Regions from separate parts of the Homo sapiens genome. Here region 1 is linked to region 2. A link is a contact called in ENCODE Hi-C or POLR2A ChIA-PET data. All regions are on one chromosome and are shown on one strand. The core of a region is the stretch at or near the end of the contact, and the rest is flanking DNA. Distances in the headings are between cores, read along the strand shown. Region 1 overlaps BAK1 (BCL2 antagonist/killer 1). Region 2 holds the start of ZBTB12 (zinc finger and BTB domain containing 12).

Region 1 (3,283 bases), core at 79-2,578, 1.7 Mb before region 2:
ATTCAGCCAAATGCAGGGAGGGGAGGCAGATGGAGCCCATAGGCCACCCCCTATCCTCTGAGTGTTTGGAAATAAACTGTGCAATCCCCTCACCCTGACTTAGTTTTTGTATTCTCTGCTACCCCTCTTTCCATCAGGCCAGACTGTGGGAACCTGGGCACGCCTGGCATACATCTGGCTTATTACTGAATAAAACCTCACACTAGGCCTCTAGAATCCCATAGAGGCCTGAGTATGGTTCTGCAGCCCCCACTCCGATGGAAGGCGTTCGCCCCTCCCCATGAACTTCTCTCATCTCGTTGGGTTTCATGCAGTTTCCACCCTTTAGGAAGTCTGGGAGGTCCTTTAGCTACAGAGCTGGTGGAGCAGCTGCACATATCTGAGGACCCCCACAGGCTACCTCTGACCTGGGCTGAATTCTTCTCCCACCCTGGGGCTACCACCCACGCTGGTCCAAAAGGCCCTTCTCCCCCACATTTAGCTCTGCCTGGGACACAATGTCCCAGCTCCCCCTTCCTGATGTCTCCACAGTCAGCACACACGCAGGGCTTTCATTCTAGTTTTATGCTGCTTGGGAGTCCCTATGGGTACCCAGCCAGGGGTGATAAAAATAACAAGCATGGGGGCGTTTAAATGTTCCAAAATCTACAGTCTTTCCAGTCCTGGGCACCCTGGTCTGTGTTTCTGACGCCCTTCCAAAAGGGTCACATGCAAGTCCAAGAGAACTCGTGAGTTTCACCTTCACCCTCCTGGGGTGGGCTTGCCAAGCCCCTTTTCCCTCCACAAGGTCTTCAGAGTCTAGTACAGACGCGATCTTGGAAAAGGGAAAAGGCGGCGCTGCAGGCAGTGGTGGCTGGAAGGTGGTTGCTACAAGGCACCCCGCAGTGTACAGGAAAAGCTCACAGACAACATTTATAGAACACATACTGTGTGCCAGGCTTTATGCTGAGAGTTCATCATCTGCCCAAATAATAGGTAGGAGACGGGGGTGGGGGTACTCAAACTACTATTTACAGATAAGGAAACGGGTGCTTTCTCAGAGTCACCCAAGGAGTGAGGACTTGCCACCAGGAAACTGGCTCGAGTTTTACGTGGAGGCCGGAGAGCAATGTGGGGCTCGCGAGCACAGGTTTAAGAGGCCCAGAGTGCGGGGTCGCCTCCCTCCCGGAGCGATGCCATAGAGGTTAGAAGTGGGCGGCTGCCCGAGTCCAAGATGGCCGCCGCCGCGAGCACGCAAGCGTGCCCTTCCTTGGGCGGGGCCTTTGGGGCGCACCCACTCCAGCCTCTGGGCTTTGAACAGCATGCGGCATTGAGCGGCGAACAGATCGTTGCATCGCTGGAAGAAAGGCGGGTGGGCTGTGGTTAGCCTACTCGTCTAAGGAGCTGCAACGCTAACCGGAAAGGCATGGGTGGGGCAGCCCAAAAAGTTTTGGCCTGCACCGCCCCCCAACGCCCTCTATTCCGCTGCCAGGATATTCTGAAACCAGGGGGCGAGAAGTTAGGTCGGACACAGTCAGCCAGGGGCTGCGAGGATAACGGGAGTGTAGGGGCTCTGTGGGTATTAGGGAAGAGAAACCAAAAAAACTCATTTCTACTCAAACTGTGCGCTGCTTCTGAGATTGTGGCTTGGTTTCCACCAAATACGTCTGGGTTCGTCACAGTCTGTGATGTCACTGAGCTGGGGCAGCCCGGCCAGGGAAAGGAGCGGTGTGCAGCTGTCACCTGCTTAGTTCTGCAGTTTCAGTATGAATACCCGCCCTTCCTTGCACACAACAGCCTCACATTCTCCCCACCCCCACCCTGCCGTTTTACCTTCACGTATTTATTTTTACCTCCTCTGAAGAGTATATTTTAGAGAGTCACCGAGTGTCCATCCAAACCCTTTCATTTGAAAAAATCCTTCCTTAGCCTAAAATCACTCAGTATATTGAACAAGTTATTATGACATAGTCACCTGAATGCATTAAAATAAATTTACATGTATTCATTAAACTTAAACCACCATATCCACTAGTTTTTTTTGTTTTTGTTTTGTTTTTTCACCCGTGACAAAAATGTACCCCTCCTGCTCCAGTTGTATGCACTTCAGATGTAGAGGCCCCATTTTGTAAGATGCTTGTAAAATGTGGATTTAATTTTTTTTTTTTTTTTGAGACAGAGTCTCGCTCTGTCACCTAGGTTGGATGGAGTGCAGTGGCACAATCTCGGCTCACTACAACCTCCGCCTCCCGGGTTCAAGCGATTCTCCTGCCTTAGCCTCCCGAGTAGCTGAGACTACAGGCACGCGCCACCATGCCCGGCTAATTTTTTTTGTTGTTGTTGTATTTTTAGTAGAGACGGCGTTTCACCATTCTGGCCAGGCTGGTCTCGAACTCCTGACCTCATGATCTGCCCACCTTGGCCTCCCAAAGTTCTAGGATTACAGGCGTGAGCCACAGTGCGAGGCCCAAATGTGGATTTAATTCTATCTGAGCTGAACAGATAAGGATAATCATGATTTCGTGTGTGTGTGTGCGTGCGTGCATGCGTGTGTATGTGTGCGTGCATGCATGCGTGTGTGTGTGTGTGGAGAGAGAGAAAGAGAAGGGAGTTATTGAAGGTTGCTGGAGGTGCCCAAAGGTCAGGAACCAGAATCAGCAAAACCCAGCTTCTCCTGGGGTGTGTTGAGCTGTTGCTGGACACGTTAAAGGTGAACACTGGACTCCTGGGATATAAAAGTAAGACGTGAGAGGACAGGGGATTCAGTTCACTAGAAAATAATACAACAGGCTGGGCGCAGTGGCTCATGCCTGAATCCCAGCACTTTGGGAGGCCAAGGTGGGCAGATCATGAGGTCAGGAGTTCGAGATCGGCCTGACCAACATCGAGAAACCCTGTCTCTACTAAAAATACAAAAAATTAGCCGGGCATGGTGGTGCATGCCTCTAATTCCAGCTACTGTGGAGGCTGAGGCAGGAGAATCGCTTGAACTCGGGAGGCAGAGGTTGCAGTGAGCTGAGATAGTGCCATTGCACTCTAGCCTGGGCAACAAGAGTGAAACTCTGTCTCAAAAAAAAAAGAGAGAGAACAAAAAGTAATGATTTGGCCTACTGAAGCAGATCCCTGGCATATTTTATGAGTGATCCAATGAAGGGGCACCCCGCCCCCATTACCAAGATCAGGTGATGGACTAACAGGCAAAAACTGGACTTTTCTAGGAAAGGCCACTTCATAGCTGAAGAGACTGAAACCATACAACCTCCCTTTACCTGGAGTATGGGATTTGGCAATGGACGTGGGCAGG
Region 2 (3,366 bases), core at 851-3,350:
GTGAGAGATCAGGGCCTTCAAGATAAAAATGCTTTCAGATGAGCTAAGGATGGGCGGGGGAGACAAAGATAAGGACACTGTGATTCAGAGAATTAAGTAACTTGCCCAGTGGGCCTCATTTGGTACAGGAATAGGGCTTTTATTTTATTTTTTTAATGATTTGCGAATCTGGCAGCCTTCTGAGCCAGAGTAGGCTCAGAAACTCCTAGGAATGTGGCTTTAAGCCTAGGTGCGTCTGACACAAAATCAGGTGTTCTTCCTCAAATCTACAAGGCCTAAATACAAAGAGAGCAGTTTAGAACAGACTCTTAGATTCAACAGAGGGAACTGGGTGCGGGCATACAAATCAGAGAATTTAAAAGAAAAAGGCAAAAAGTCAAGGTACCACCTAAACACTGTCTACGCTGCCTCCACCCTCCTGCCAAACAGCATCCCTTGAGTTCAAGAATTCAGTTTCAGCTCAAGAACAAACTTTTTATGGGTGGATGCTGGCTGAGCCAAAGAGGAATTACTTCAACAATCATTTGTTGCATGACCTTTTTTGGTGTTTTGTTTTGAGAAGGAGTCTTGCTCTGTCGCCCAGGCTGGAGTGCAATGGCGCAATCTAGGCTCACTGCAACCTTCACCTCCCAGGTTCAAGCGATTCTCCTGCCTCAGCCTCCCCAGTAGCTGGGATTACAGGCACCTGCCACCACGTCCAGCTAATTTTTGTATATTTAGTAGAGTCAGGGTTTCACCATGTTGGCCAGGCTGGTCTCGAACTCCTGACCTCAGGTGATCCACCTGCCTCGGCCTCCCACAGTGCTGGGATTACAGGCGTGAGCCACCACACCCTCCCTATTGCATGATTTTTATTTGCAAAACAAAACCCACAACATAATTCCTGCAACCAAGAAGTTTATAGTCTAATGGGGAAACCAGATATTGAACACATAATAAGAAACTTCATCAGAATTGAAATGTATGGAAAACGCACTAGTCTCCTGAAGGACGTAAAAAAGAAATCCAATTGGCAGGAAACAGTGGCATCTTCACGCGGACTTGGATAGGTGGGGAAGTGGGTGTAGGTACGAGGAAGTGGAAGGGAAGGCACCAGCCTTCAAGACGCTCCTAAGTGCTGTCGCTGAAGCTGTGGAGACTATAACTTAGTCTGAGAGAGACAAGAGAAAGAGAAGGCCCGGGCGCAGTGTTGAAGGGAAGTTTTGTTTAGAGCTGGACCTTGTCAGTCTGGAGGAGAGGTGAGGAATAAGGGGGACGGAGCGGTGGAAGATTAGAGTAGAATCATACTAACATAATAAATCACATCATTAAAATTAGTCCTAGGGTTAATTATATACTAAAGGTGAAATGGGCAAGGTCATCGATAGCACAAGCGGAGGGCGACTGCCTTGGCAAGAAGTTGGGATCAATCCTGAGAATGGAGGGGAGGGCGGGTGTGATTTTAAAGGACTGACATGGAGTGGAGGAAAGTTGAGGGCACTGGATCGTCTGGCTTTGTGGAAAGTGAAATCATATTTCAGGCCTGAAGGGCTGAGGCGGTTACTAGCTTTACAAGAGTTGGAAAAGCCTGGGAATGTGTCTGGAGCAACTGTGAGCACACTCAGCAGAGGAGGCAGGCGTGGGTAATAGCTACCAACAGCTCTGTTAGCCACGGGGCGGATGGGGCCCTGAGAGGTGCCACGGATGCACCCAGGGCAGCGCTCGGCACAGCTGGACCGGAGACGCACCACCCCTGGGAGCAGGTGGCAGCGCCCGCAGCCGAGAGAACGGGTGCGCGCGCGCGCTGCGGGATGCGGCGCGGGCGGGGCGCGGGGACGCGGAGCGAGTAGCGCCATGGGCAGCCGGGATTGGGGGGCGGGCCCGAGTGAGCGGGCCTCCGCGCGGCACTTGGCACGCACGCGCAAACTGGCCGCGGGGCTTGGAGGTACAGAGGAGGGGGAGCGAGAAAGAGGGGGGTGTGGAACGTATTTCCGCTCTGGCGGACAAATAATCCCGGCCAAAGAGGAGGCAAGGCCGTCCGGCCCTTTAACCGCGTGGGGGTGCTGGTGAAGAAAGGGGGGTCGGGAAGGGGGGATCCTGCTCCTTTAATTCCCTCCCCTCTTCCTCCTCCCCGAGTCCTAGCCGACGCCGCCGCCGCCGCGCGCGCGGGGCCTGGAACACACGGCACGAGCCGCCCCCGCCCCTCCCCCCTTACGCCCACGCGGAGCCGGCCCCGCGCGCGCGCGCGTCCCGTGCATCCCCGCGCCTGCGCGCTGCCCAGGCCCTGCCCGTGTGTGGGGGTCGCTGCCGGCCCCGGGGGGGGGTGGGGAAAATAAGGGATTAAAAAAACAGCGCGCGGAACCGGGCCAGGTGAGAGGAGCGTGCACTCAGGGTCGTGGGGCTGGGGGGGCGTGCCACGGAGCTCTGAGCGTGGGGGCAGGGCGTGCACGGTGCGTGCTGGCGGCGGGGGGGAGGACGTGAAAAGCGCGTGCAAACGTGTAAGGGGGGGGCGGAGGAATGAGGCAGCCGGTAAAGGGGGCGGGGTGAGAAGAGCCTGCAACCGGGGCCACCTTGGAGTCCAGAGCCCCAGGCCTCTGGCCCCCCTTTTTCTCCGTCCTTCCACCGTGGGCGCGCGGGCTCGCCCCATCCTAGCGGGCTGCTGGGCTGGGGGGTGTGGACGCCGCTGCCCCGCCCCCGAGAACCACGCCTCCCTCCTCTCAGAGGGACAGCACCTCCCCAGGGTTGGGGAAACTGAGGAAGAAATCTGAAGACCGGGAGATCGGATGCCGGGGGGCTGGGCAAGAATGGGGGCGAGGGTCCTGGAGCCTTGGCTTCGGAGAGCCAGAGACCTTTGTCTCTGACCGGTTTCCTTCCCAACCAGGGTTGCCCACCCCCGCCACAATGGCCTCTGGGGTGGAAGTCCTGCGCTTCCAGCTGCCCGGCCACGAGGCCGCAACGCTACGGAACATGAACCAGCTCCGGGCAGAGGAGCGGTTCTGCGACGTGACCATTGTGGCCGACAGCCTCAAGTTTCGAGGCCACAAGGTCATCTTGGCCGCCTGCTCACCCTTCCTGCGGGACCAGTTCCTGCTGAACCCCAGCTCGGAGCTGCAGGTCTCCCTGATGCACAGTGCACGCATCGTGGCCGACTTGCTCCTCTCCTGCTACACGGGCGCCTTGGAATTCGCTGTTAGGGACATCGTCAACTACCTTACAGCCGCCTCCTACCTGCAGATGGAGCACGTGGTGGAGAAATGCCGGAATGCCCTCAGCCAGTTCATTGAGCCCAAAATAGGCCTCAAAGAGGATGGGGTCAGTGAGGCTAGCCTTGTGAGCAGCATCAGCGCCACCAAGTCCCTCCTCCCTCCAGCCAGGACCCCAAAGCCA

The links. A loop is a pair of places that touch in the nucleus more often than their neighbours do. ChIA-PET counts read pairs that join two places held with the same protein, here RNA polymerase II (POLR2A). Pooled maps may share reads with other maps.
Region 1: a pooled map shows a loop between it and region 2 (4-fold over the local background). The contact joins the enhancer-like site here to the promoter of ZBTB12 in region 2. A Hi-C loop is called at or near these places in 1 of 50 pooled maps. POLR2A ChIA-PET finds 5 or more read pairs at or near these places in 2 of 52 experiments (activated B cell and activated CD4-positive, alpha-beta T cell).

What each region holds. Positions count from the first base shown.
Region 1 is chr6:33,569,361-33,572,643 of GRCh38, reverse strand. It overlaps BAK1 (BCL2 antagonist/killer 1), which reads left to right. Exons shown (of 6, transcript NM_001188.4): 6 at 1-92. Among named protein-coding and RNA genes, the nearest start is that of BAK1, 9.3 kb to the left of the region's middle. RefSeq lists an enhancer at 938-1,227. Within about 2 kb of position 1,328, at least 36 of the 41 ENCODE cell types and tissues checked have a DNase peak (open chromatin) inside an H3K27ac peak, as active enhancers do.
Region 2 is chr6:31,900,820-31,904,185 of GRCh38, reverse strand. It overlaps ZBTB12 (zinc finger and BTB domain containing 12), which reads left to right and starts at 2,100. Exons shown (of 2, transcript NM_181842.3): 1 at 2,100-2,349; 2 at 2,861-3,366. The coding sequence starts at 2,881. It also overlaps a transcript of C2 not described here.